Regions from separate parts of the Mus musculus genome. Here region 2 is linked to region 1. Evidence: chromatin loops called from intact Hi-C (ENCODE). Cell type or tissue: left cerebral cortex. All regions are shown on one strand.

Region 1 (5,000 bases):
CAGAGTGGCAAAGATGGGAAACAAAGTTCTTACGGGATCGGCTTGCTAAGAAACCACACTCTAAGGCTGGTGTAACTCACGGGGGGAATGCCTGCCTGGTGGGAGAGAGGTCCTGGGGTTATCCCCAGCACAGGAGGAGGGAGGAGGAGGGGAAAGCAGCAGTGGCTCATGGAAAAAGCACAAATTTAACTTACATTGATATGCTTTTTTCACATCATAAGTCATAGATCCAAATGTTTGGTAGCACAAGTTGACAAAGATGTAAAGATAGAGTAACCCTCCTAACTCCTATGTTTAGGAACACATCCTAAAATTCACTGTGAGCCAAGATGAACCCACAGGATTATCACCTTAGCAAAGCAATAATCAGCAAAAGACTGGAAATGTATGTGCAACAGAAGGGAATTCACTGATCAAAGTAGGCAATATAGGCTGAGGATTACTTATCTGAAATGCTGGAGAATAAAAATCTGAATTTTTCATGGTTTTGCTTGTGTACAATGAAATGTCTTAAGGATGAGACTCAACTCTAAGCACAAAATTTATTTGTCTCATATGCATTTTATGCTCATAGCCTGAAGGTACATTTATACACTGTATTTTCATTTTTTAAAATGCATGTATGTGGGTAATATTACAAAGACTCAACCAGAGACTTGCTTTTAAAAACCGGCCAATGAAATAAAAACAAAAGTCCACATACAAGGCCGCAGCACGGGATACAGAATCCAGTACAGACAAAAAAGAGAGCACAGACCATCTAAAGAGAGAGCGGGCAAGTACACAAGGTGGAAGGAAGCACAGCTCTTAGCTGGAGACTTGCTTTCAGTGGGATTTTGTTGGTGGGTAGCATACTTCTCAATGATGGTGAAAGGTCAGCCATTTGTCCTCTGGCACATCCAGGTAGATGTTACCCTGGATACCCATGCTGGGATGCTAGCAGGGAGTAGGGCCTTCACCAAACGCACAGCAGAGGAGTGGCCACCAAGGCACTACAGGAATAGCTTAAGCTCTCATCTTCATAAATGAGGCCAGTTGCCTGTTTAATAAGCTTGTCTGATTCATGGTATCAAACACAGGCACGGGGATCTAAGTTCACCCTTTGCTCTCTCTGAGAATGTAGACCTGGAAACTTTTAATAGCCTAGTTGAGGGATGGAGAGCAGAAAAAGGAGAGGGGAAAGTGGGGAGGAGGAGACCCAGCAGCAACTTCTAGAAGATGATACTTTCTGAAGAAAATTGTAACAGAACAGAAAATTAAGCTTTGATAAAGAAAAAACTCTTTTTTTTTTTCAGTGTGCAATAAATAGCTTTGAGGAAAGAAAGAATGCAAATCTTAGTTAAAATGTTGCTGGAGAAAGTAACGGCTCTCCTAAAAGGCAAGCAGACCAGGCTGAGATGTAGCCCGGGCAGAGCATTAGCCTGCAAGCCGGAGGTCCTGAGGCTAAATCCCACACGAGTAAAAATGGGACAGAGAAGGACGGGAGGAGGGGAAGGGCGGGTGAAGAAATTCCGGCAGAGCAAATAACAGTCAGAACATTGACTACCCCTAGCCCAAGCCAGGGGGAAGCTTACCTTCTTAATGAAATAGAAATAGGAGGAAAATGGGGCTGCTGGGAAGGCTCAGTGAGAGAAGAGAAAGTTTGTATCACTAAGTCCAGCCACCTGAGACCTGTCTCTGAAATCCACAAGGTGGAAGGAGAAGCCTGACCCCCAAATGTTTTCCTCAGTTTCCCACACATGCATTGGTATCTGTGTGCATGTGTGTGTGTAGGCTGTGTATGTTGGGGGGGGGGGATCCCAATCAATAAGAAAAAAATTAAAAATAAGGCAGCAGCAATTAGTTATGAGAAGACATAATATTTTAATATTTATGTGTCTCTGTGAATGTATATGTGTACATGTTCATGTATGTGCACACGTGTCTACATGTGTTTGGAACCAGGTCAACATAGAATATCATCCTCTATCATTCTCTGTCTTATTTTCTGAGACCATCTGTCACTGAACCTGAGGCTCACAGATTCGGCAAACCTGGCTAAGCTGGGAGTTGGGGGATCTTCCTGTCTCTGCCTCCCAGCACTGGTGACTACAGGATCCTGCCATACACATCCGACTTCTTATATGGGCGCTCAAGATCTAAGTCAACATTCCAATCGAACAAAAGTGTCAACAGAAAGAACCGGGAGGCAGGTGCATGGCTAACATTTTTTTTTTTAAGGAAAAAAAAGGGGGTCAGTATTGCAGGAACAGAGTGGGCCAGAGCAAGCAAGGCAGCAGATGGAGTCGGACCGGAGCCAAATGTTCAGCAGTGGCGCTGGAGAGCAGACTGTCACATGCTCTATAACTTCAGTTAGCCAGTGTGGGAGGAGTTAAATCAGGCCGGGAGGCAAAAGCTGCAAGTCAGAGGCTCTCCCTGGGAAGCTGGCTTCTCATGACCACTTCTAGGCCACCTGGGCCTTCTACTATGACTAAGGCCGGAAGATACAGGAAGATCAGGAAGAATTTTTGCCCGGCATTGCCACTATGAGTTCTGACCATCAGGAAAAAGGGACAAAGTCGGGTGACTAAGTTGGTAGCTGTTAATACAACCTGGGTGGGATGATTTGGTAGCCTCACCCACGGTGCCAGTGGAACGAGAGTGAGAGGAAGCTAACCTCAGCATCTGAAGAGTTGCTCGGTTCTGAATCAGGGCCAGGTTTCACATCCACAAATCATCCACAGCTATTGCTAGCCAGGTACAACAGCCTGAGCCTGTAACCCCAGCCTCTAGGGAGACTAGGGCAGGAAGATTGAGCCCAGGAGCTCACAGCTAACCTGAGTACCATATTGAGAACCTACCTCAAAAAACAAATACCGGGACTGGAGAGGTGGCTCAGCAGTTAACACACTGGCTGCTCTTCCAGGTAACCCAGGTCCCATTCCCAGAAACCACATGGTGTGGCTCACAATCATCTCTGACTCCAGTCCCAGGAGACCTGACATCCCCTTCTGACCTCTGTGTGGGTACCAGGCAAGCACATGGTGCATAGACATACAGACAGAACCAAAGAACACATAAAATAAAATTTTAAATAATTTTAAAAAACAAAATTCCGCATTCTAACCTCAGCATCTCCTTCCCAGTTCTAAAATAAGACCCACGAGTCAAATTAGTTCAGCGAGCTCAAACAGAACAAGTCTTAGATGCAGTGGTGTTGGTCCGACTTCTGTCATGGTGACAAATATCTGAAACAAACTGTAAAATAATTATGGTTTCCTCTAAACTCAGGCTCCAGAGGTTCAGTTCGTGGTTCATGGGCTCTCCATCACCACGAGCCTGGCACATGGGGATCAGGATGTCAGAGCAGCAAGGTGAGTGGCAGGGGAGGTTGCTTACCTCGTGGTGACCCAGAGAGTCTGGCTGTGCTAATGGCTTCTTTCTTCCTTAACTCAACTCACAACTCATAAGACACTGCTGCCCACATTCCTGTCAGGCCTTTGTCTCTTAACAGATGTCCCACAGGACAGTCACCTCTAGACATACCCTCACAGACACATCCAGAAATATGCCTTCAATAAAGGCACCTGTCAATCCAAGCCCTGACTGTCGTAATTAACTAACTCGGATGCCCATCGGATCCAACCCTCTTTAGCCACACGGGGTCTTCTTATCCTTTAAACTGAACAACACAGTCACTTATTGATCAGCTATTATACCACGAGGTCCTGCAGAAGATACCAAAAAAAAAAAAAAAAAAAAACCTTCTTTATAAAGCCAAGGCCTTTCCTAGAGATCACGACCTAAAGTCTAGTTAAATTGTTCACATAATAAGACACAGGGATGGGTGTGAGGCTGTGTGGTAGAGTGTTTGCTGCATGTGCAAGGCTGAGGTTGGATCCCAACATTAAAAAAAGAAATCCCTTTTCTTAAGAAGCCCAGGCCCACTCTTGGCTCTGTATTACCTATTATTTTTTCCGAATTGCCTCTCTCCATGTTTAAATCTAAATTAAAATCTTTTCTTAATAAACCCAAAACAAACAATTGAAACAACAAAAGACTCCAAACAAGAAAGTGCAGAAGATTTGAGTATCATCTATAATAATGTCAATATACAAGTATTAATATATGTGTAGTTAATATGTCATATTAACATGAGTATCTAATATGTTTTTATTAATAGACAAGTAATAATTTGTGAGTATTAATTAATATGATAAGCATTCTGAAAGATAGAGATTAAAGGGAGCAACTATTGCCATCTTGGACTTGAACCTTGTTTTGAAGGATGGAAAGTGGGTTGGTCAGAGAAAAGAGAGGAAGTGGGCAGTGGCCCTGCAAAGAGAAAGGGCTAAGAGATTGTGGGGTACAGTTACACTATAGGAAGTACTCTATTCAAGGCTTCAAAACATGGGGCAAGCCGAGTGCAACGCACATATAACCCCGACCGAGGGAGAGAATAGGTAGTTTGCAGCTGACCTAGGCAATGCCATAATGTCGATTTTAAGGTAGGAGGCAGGACATAGGAAGATAGATATTACAAGTGGGAGATCTGTGAACACATATTTGAGCTCCTAATTAATTCTGCCATTCATTCCCTAGCCTGGACAAGTTATTAGACACCTCCCGCCCATTTTCCCAGAAATGGCAATCTAGTGCCTACGTCAAACGTCTCTCAAGAATAAGAATATGGTGATAAAAATATTTCTATAAAAGTTACTAATAGTCACCACTTATCAAAATAAAACTATTATCATTAAAGATGAAAATGAATTGGAATTCAATTATAGAAGGTCATGAATTTCAGGCTAAGCAGGATTTGCATTAAATTTTATAGGTAGTAGCAAATCAAGGTTTTGTGTGGGAAAATAAGAAAGTCAGGTTCAATGGCTTCATTTACTTAGTTATATCTGTGGTGCTAGAGATAGAACCCAGGGCCACGTGCATGTCAAGGAATGTAAAGTAATCTACCCCAGGACCACCACTCGAGCTTTAAGAAAGCCAATCTGTGGGAAACCATA
Region 2 (5,000 bases), 62 kb before region 1:
TACCTAACCTAAGGTTATGATATGTCTCAGACACTGACATTTCTAAGAAATGTAAGGACATTGTGGTAACACCACACCACAAGGAATTCAAGGTGAAGAGAGTCCATCCTCGGATTCTGGCAAAGGATGGTCAAGACAGCCACTCAGATGCAAAGCCAGGCTCCTTTCACGTAAGAGTAAGGATGCTCAGTGGGGTAAAGAGCCCAGTGGGTACAACCTAGACCTTTAGACACAGCATAGGCAGGAAGACGGTGGGCCTCAGGGCAAGAACAGGCAAGGAGTGTGCTTGCTGAATTCTGGAAATGCTTTGAACCTCTTGGTTTCCCTCAAGGAATAGCAGGATTTAAAGTGGTTGGTCCACTCTTAATGCTGTGTGTTGTGGGACAGGTCTTCAAATCCATACTTGGCTCTCAAGAAGTAGGGGGTGGGGGGGACTGGTGAGCCTCAAGAGCCTCATCCACACACAGACTTGATTTAGGAAGTAAGATCATAGACTTGATGTTGAGACTATATTGAATTGTGAGTTGGGACTCTGGACAGGAGGGCTGAAAGTGTGTGTGTGTGTGTGTGTGTGTGATAGGCATAAACGTGTCATAAGGTGTGTCATGGGAGTCAGGAGATGAGAGGACAGCTTTACAGAACTCATCTTCTCCATTTGCTTTCACATAGGGTTCCATGGGTTGAACCCAGTCAGGCTTTAGTGGTAAGTCCTTTAACCAACAAGATCATGAATAGGCTGAGGGGTGTGAATTCTTATGGCTAAGTAAGACTGGTAGGCTGGCGTCCACAGTATATCCTCCATCCTACACAATGTTCACTCAATACAGTGAAGGGGATATCCCTCCCAAGAGGTGGAGACAGTGATTCTCTGAATGTGGATGGGCCTACAGATACGAAATAAGTAATGATGTATCATTTCTAAGACTAGGTCATAAAGGAAGTGTAGTTTCTACTTGGTGCTTTTGGGATGGTCACTGGCAGAATCTAGCTACCGCACAGTTAAGAAATTCAAGTCACACACAAAGACCAGATGTAGATACGCTGTCATCTACAATACCAGTATTGGTGCCACATAAGTGTCAGCTGCCATTTGACTGCAGCCACATAAGATATGCCATTCCAAAAAACAAACAAACAAACAAAAACAAAACAAAACAAAACCCAAATCAAACAAGCAAACTACCTTGTTGACGTTGACATTGTGGCATATGGCATCGTTCCTCAGAAAATTGGACATAGTACTACCTGAGGACCCAGCTATTCCACTCCTGGGCATTTACCCAAAAGCTGTTCCAACAAATAATGACACCTGCTCCACTATGTTCATAGCAGCCTTATTTATAATAGCCAGAAGCTGGAAAGAACCCAGATGTCCTTCAACAGAGGAATGGATACAGAAAATGAGGTGCATTTACACAATGGAGTACTACTCAGCTATTAAAAACAATGAATTTATAAAATTCTTAGGCAAATGGATGGAACTAAAAATATCCTGATTGAGGTAACCCAATCACAAAAGAACACACATGGTATGCACTCACTGAGAAGTGGATATTAGCCCAAAAGCTCAGAATATCCAAGATACAATTCCAAGACCACATGAAGCTCAAAAGGAAGGAAAACCAAAGTGTGGATGCTTCAGTCCTTCTCAGAAGGGGGAACAAAATACTCACGGGAGCAAATATGGAGACAAAGTGTGGAGCAGAGACTGAAGGAAAGGCCATCCAGAGATGGCCCCACCTGGGGATCGATCCCATATACAGTCACCAAACACAGATACTATTGTGGATGTCAAGAAATGCATGCTGATGGGACCCTAATATAGCTGTCTCCTGAGAGGCTCTGGCAGAGCCTGACAAATACAGAGGTGGATGCTCTCAGCCACCATTGGACTGTGCATGGGTATCCGCAATGGAGGAGTTAGAGAAAGGTCTGAAGGAGCTGAAGGGGTTTGCAACCTCATAGGAAAACAACAATATTAACCAACCAGACCCCCCAGAGCTCCCAGGGACTAAACCACCAACCAAGGAATACACATGGAGGGACCCATGGCTCCGGCCACATATGTAGCAGAGGATGGCTTTGTCACGGGCATCAGTGGGAGAAGAGGCCCTTGGTCCTGTGAAGGTTCGAAGGCCCAGTGTAGGGGAATGCCAGGACGGGGAGTCAGGAGTGGATGGGAGGGTGGGTGGACACCCTCATAGAATCAGGGAGAAGGGGGAAGGAGTTTCTGGAAGGGGGAGCAGAAAAGGGGATAATATTTGAAATGTAAATAAATAAATATCCAATAAAAAAAGAATTGAGGCAGAAGGATGGTAAGTTCAAGGCTAGTATGAACTAGTAAACAGGGCATAGAAACACTGATCCTGTTCTTGGTTTTGCTTCATGTTTGTTTTAGGGTTTATTAATAGGGTCTCATGTAATCCAGACTGGCCTAGAGTACCCTATGTAGGTAAAGACGGCCTTAATTTACCCCTACCTCTGCTTCCAGCACACAAGTGCTAGGATTATAGGTGATAAGCAAGATGTTGTGTTTAAAAACAAAAAATAAAATGAAAAACAAAACCATCCGACTCCCAATAAACTCAAAACATTATTCCAGACAATGATACAATGATTGTTCTCAACCTGGGCATTTGGGAGGCAGAGGCAAGCAGATCTCTGTGACTTCAAGGTCAGCTTGGTCTACACAATGAGGTCTAGGACAACCAGGGCTAATTAAATTCTGTCTCAAAGAAACAAAAAACAAAATGCAAAAATAAAACCATTGCTCCAAGTCACTAATTTTGATTAGTTACACAGCAATGGATAACCATATGCCAATGTATTTGGTTTAGGCTTTGCTTTCAATGCATGGTCTCATACTGCAGCCCAGTTGACCTGATACCTGGAGGGACCCCTTCTCTGCCCCTCAAGTTCTGAGATTGCTGAACGCCACCATACTCACATTCTATCTCTGTTTTAACGAAGTGTTTCCTCAAGTCCAGAGAGTTACAGAGTGGTAAGTGGGTCACCGAGCTTCTAAAAGGCATTTTCACGGTCCCCATCTCCCTTTTTTTGTGTGTGGCATTCACTGTTTTTATGAGTGGTTTAACATCTGGCTCCCCGTCTGTTGCTTTACTTTGCCTATGGGAGGGCCTGGGGTAGGCTCTGCCTCATCTCTGTGACAATGGTTATTTCTAGATACCTGGGTGTGTTATTGCAGAAAGGCCTTGAAAATTGGCATAATCATGCTGCCACCCATGTCTACTGAATACGAAGCCTTGAGATACACTGTCCCTTAGTGTGCACTGCTGTCATTGAACCGACCATAAGCCTCCTGAGGGGCACTGTCATTATTCTTATATTCATATAGAGATGCCAAGTGAATTTCAAAGTCCAACTTCTGGAAATGTTTCAATCAGGGTTCAAATATGACTTCAAACGCTTAATTCTATCATTACTGTACTGATGACTTTTTGATAAAGGGATTGAGGCAGCAATCTCTTTAGATACAATAGAAAATATCGAGAAGGGGAAATTTAAAATAAGTTTCTGTCTTTTAATATTCTGTGTTAGTCAAGACAGGGTCTCACTATAAAGTTCTGGCTGTCCTGGAACTCACTCTGTAGTCTGAGCTGCCCTTGAACTCACAGAGATCCACCTGCCTCTGCCTCCCAAATGCCAGGGTTAAGGGCATGCGCCACCACACCTCTCATAGCTCTCATAGCTCTCATAGCTTTACTTAAGAGTGAAGAGGAGACTTTCCAATCACTATATCTACATGCAGATAGTATTTATTCAAATGAACTGGTGAACTGTAGCATTGCGAAAACTATGAGGGAAATGCTGGGTTTGTAAGGCTTCTTTGGGATTAATGTAAAATAAAAATAACTGCTGTAGTTAAATAGGCAATATGAATGATTAAGAAGGAACATCAAAGGCAAAAAAAGTAGAGCCTTTTAAAAACCAGGGAATAGTGTCTAAAAACATTGAGCTGGGGTAAAGCTAAAGACTGGAGCATTGTGAGAGAACTAAACTCAGAAGGAAGGATGACTGTTGGGTACCCAATAACAAATGATGAGCCCCGAGATCACACCTGCACCACTGTACAGACCAACCCATATGCATATACATATACATGGCCACATGTGTCAACAACGGCCAGGAGGGAAATGATATCACTGTAACCCTAAACACAAAAGAAATAATTTAAAAATATTGTTCTATTTAAATCTTTTTTTAAAAAAGGAAAGAAGGGAAATAATGATCTCTAGTGATTATGGTTTAGAGTCCATTGGTGACATTGACTTAAAATTTCTCTTTTGCCCATTTTGTTCAACTTTTAACAACTATGGCAAGAAACAACAGCTGATAGAGATTTAATTTTAAGACATCAAAATCATTCCACAGTAAAAAGGATATGAAATGGCAGAAGACCCATTGATCTTTTGGAAATGTTGGGAATAGGTAGGGCAACAACCTCTTGGTTCCCACGAGGAGGCTCATCTCCACCCCGCCCCCACTTGCTAATATTAGATCAAGCATGTATCACTTTCTGGGGAGAATCAATGAGTCTAAAGAGCATCTACTGGGTGGGCGCCAACAGAGCAAGGCTTTCAAGACTTGGAAGAGCCTCCAAAATAGCTGACCTGTCTTGTCGTTGTTATACCACAGTAAGTCTTTTTGTTCCATGTTTCTCTATATTCAAAATGAAAAGCATTATTTTAAGCTAAAATATATAGTGGCTTTAAGACCATAGAGCTTGCATTTCAACTGAAATGCTTTTATTCACAGAAGAGCTCCTGCAATCAAGGCTCTGTGCACAGCAGCATACAGCATGCCTCGTGGCTTTTCTTATGCTGCTGCAGTATATTCCCTAGATACGGATCTATAAATAAATAAGCACCCGGGAGTCCTAGGGATACCCAGCATTATTCTAGCAAGCAAACAGAGATTCCATTTAACGGGTGCTGTGTATTTCACCTGCATACCCAACACCTTCATCTGTAAAATAACAA

Evidence for each region. Hi-C counts contacts between places; a loop is a spot of excess contacts. Peaks named below come from ENCODE experiments on the same cell type or tissue, not always from the same donor. Only the 100,000 strongest peaks of a DNase experiment are listed, where the experiment ranks them.
Region 2: it touches region 1 in a loop (2.3-fold over the local background); 3 of 42 quality-filtered maps call a loop at or near these places.

Annotation. Positions count from the first base shown.
Region 1 is chr10:59,591,684-59,596,683 of GRCm38, forward strand. The region is part of intron 1 of Mcu (mitochondrial calcium uniporter); the gene reads right to left. Among named protein-coding and RNA genes, the nearest start is that of Gm40671, 19 kb to the left of the region's middle. In left cerebral cortex, a CTCF peak has its summit at 2,292; a DNase peak (open chromatin) is centred at 2,327; H3K27ac peaks cover 841 bases.
Region 2 is chr10:59,529,317-59,534,316 of GRCm38, forward strand. The region is part of intron 1 of Mcu (mitochondrial calcium uniporter); the gene reads right to left. Among named protein-coding and RNA genes, the nearest start is that of Gm40671, 44 kb to the right of the region's middle. In left cerebral cortex, no CTCF peak of the experiment used is centred here; DNase peaks (open chromatin) are centred at 3,108, 4,589 and 4,871; H3K27ac peaks cover 444 bases.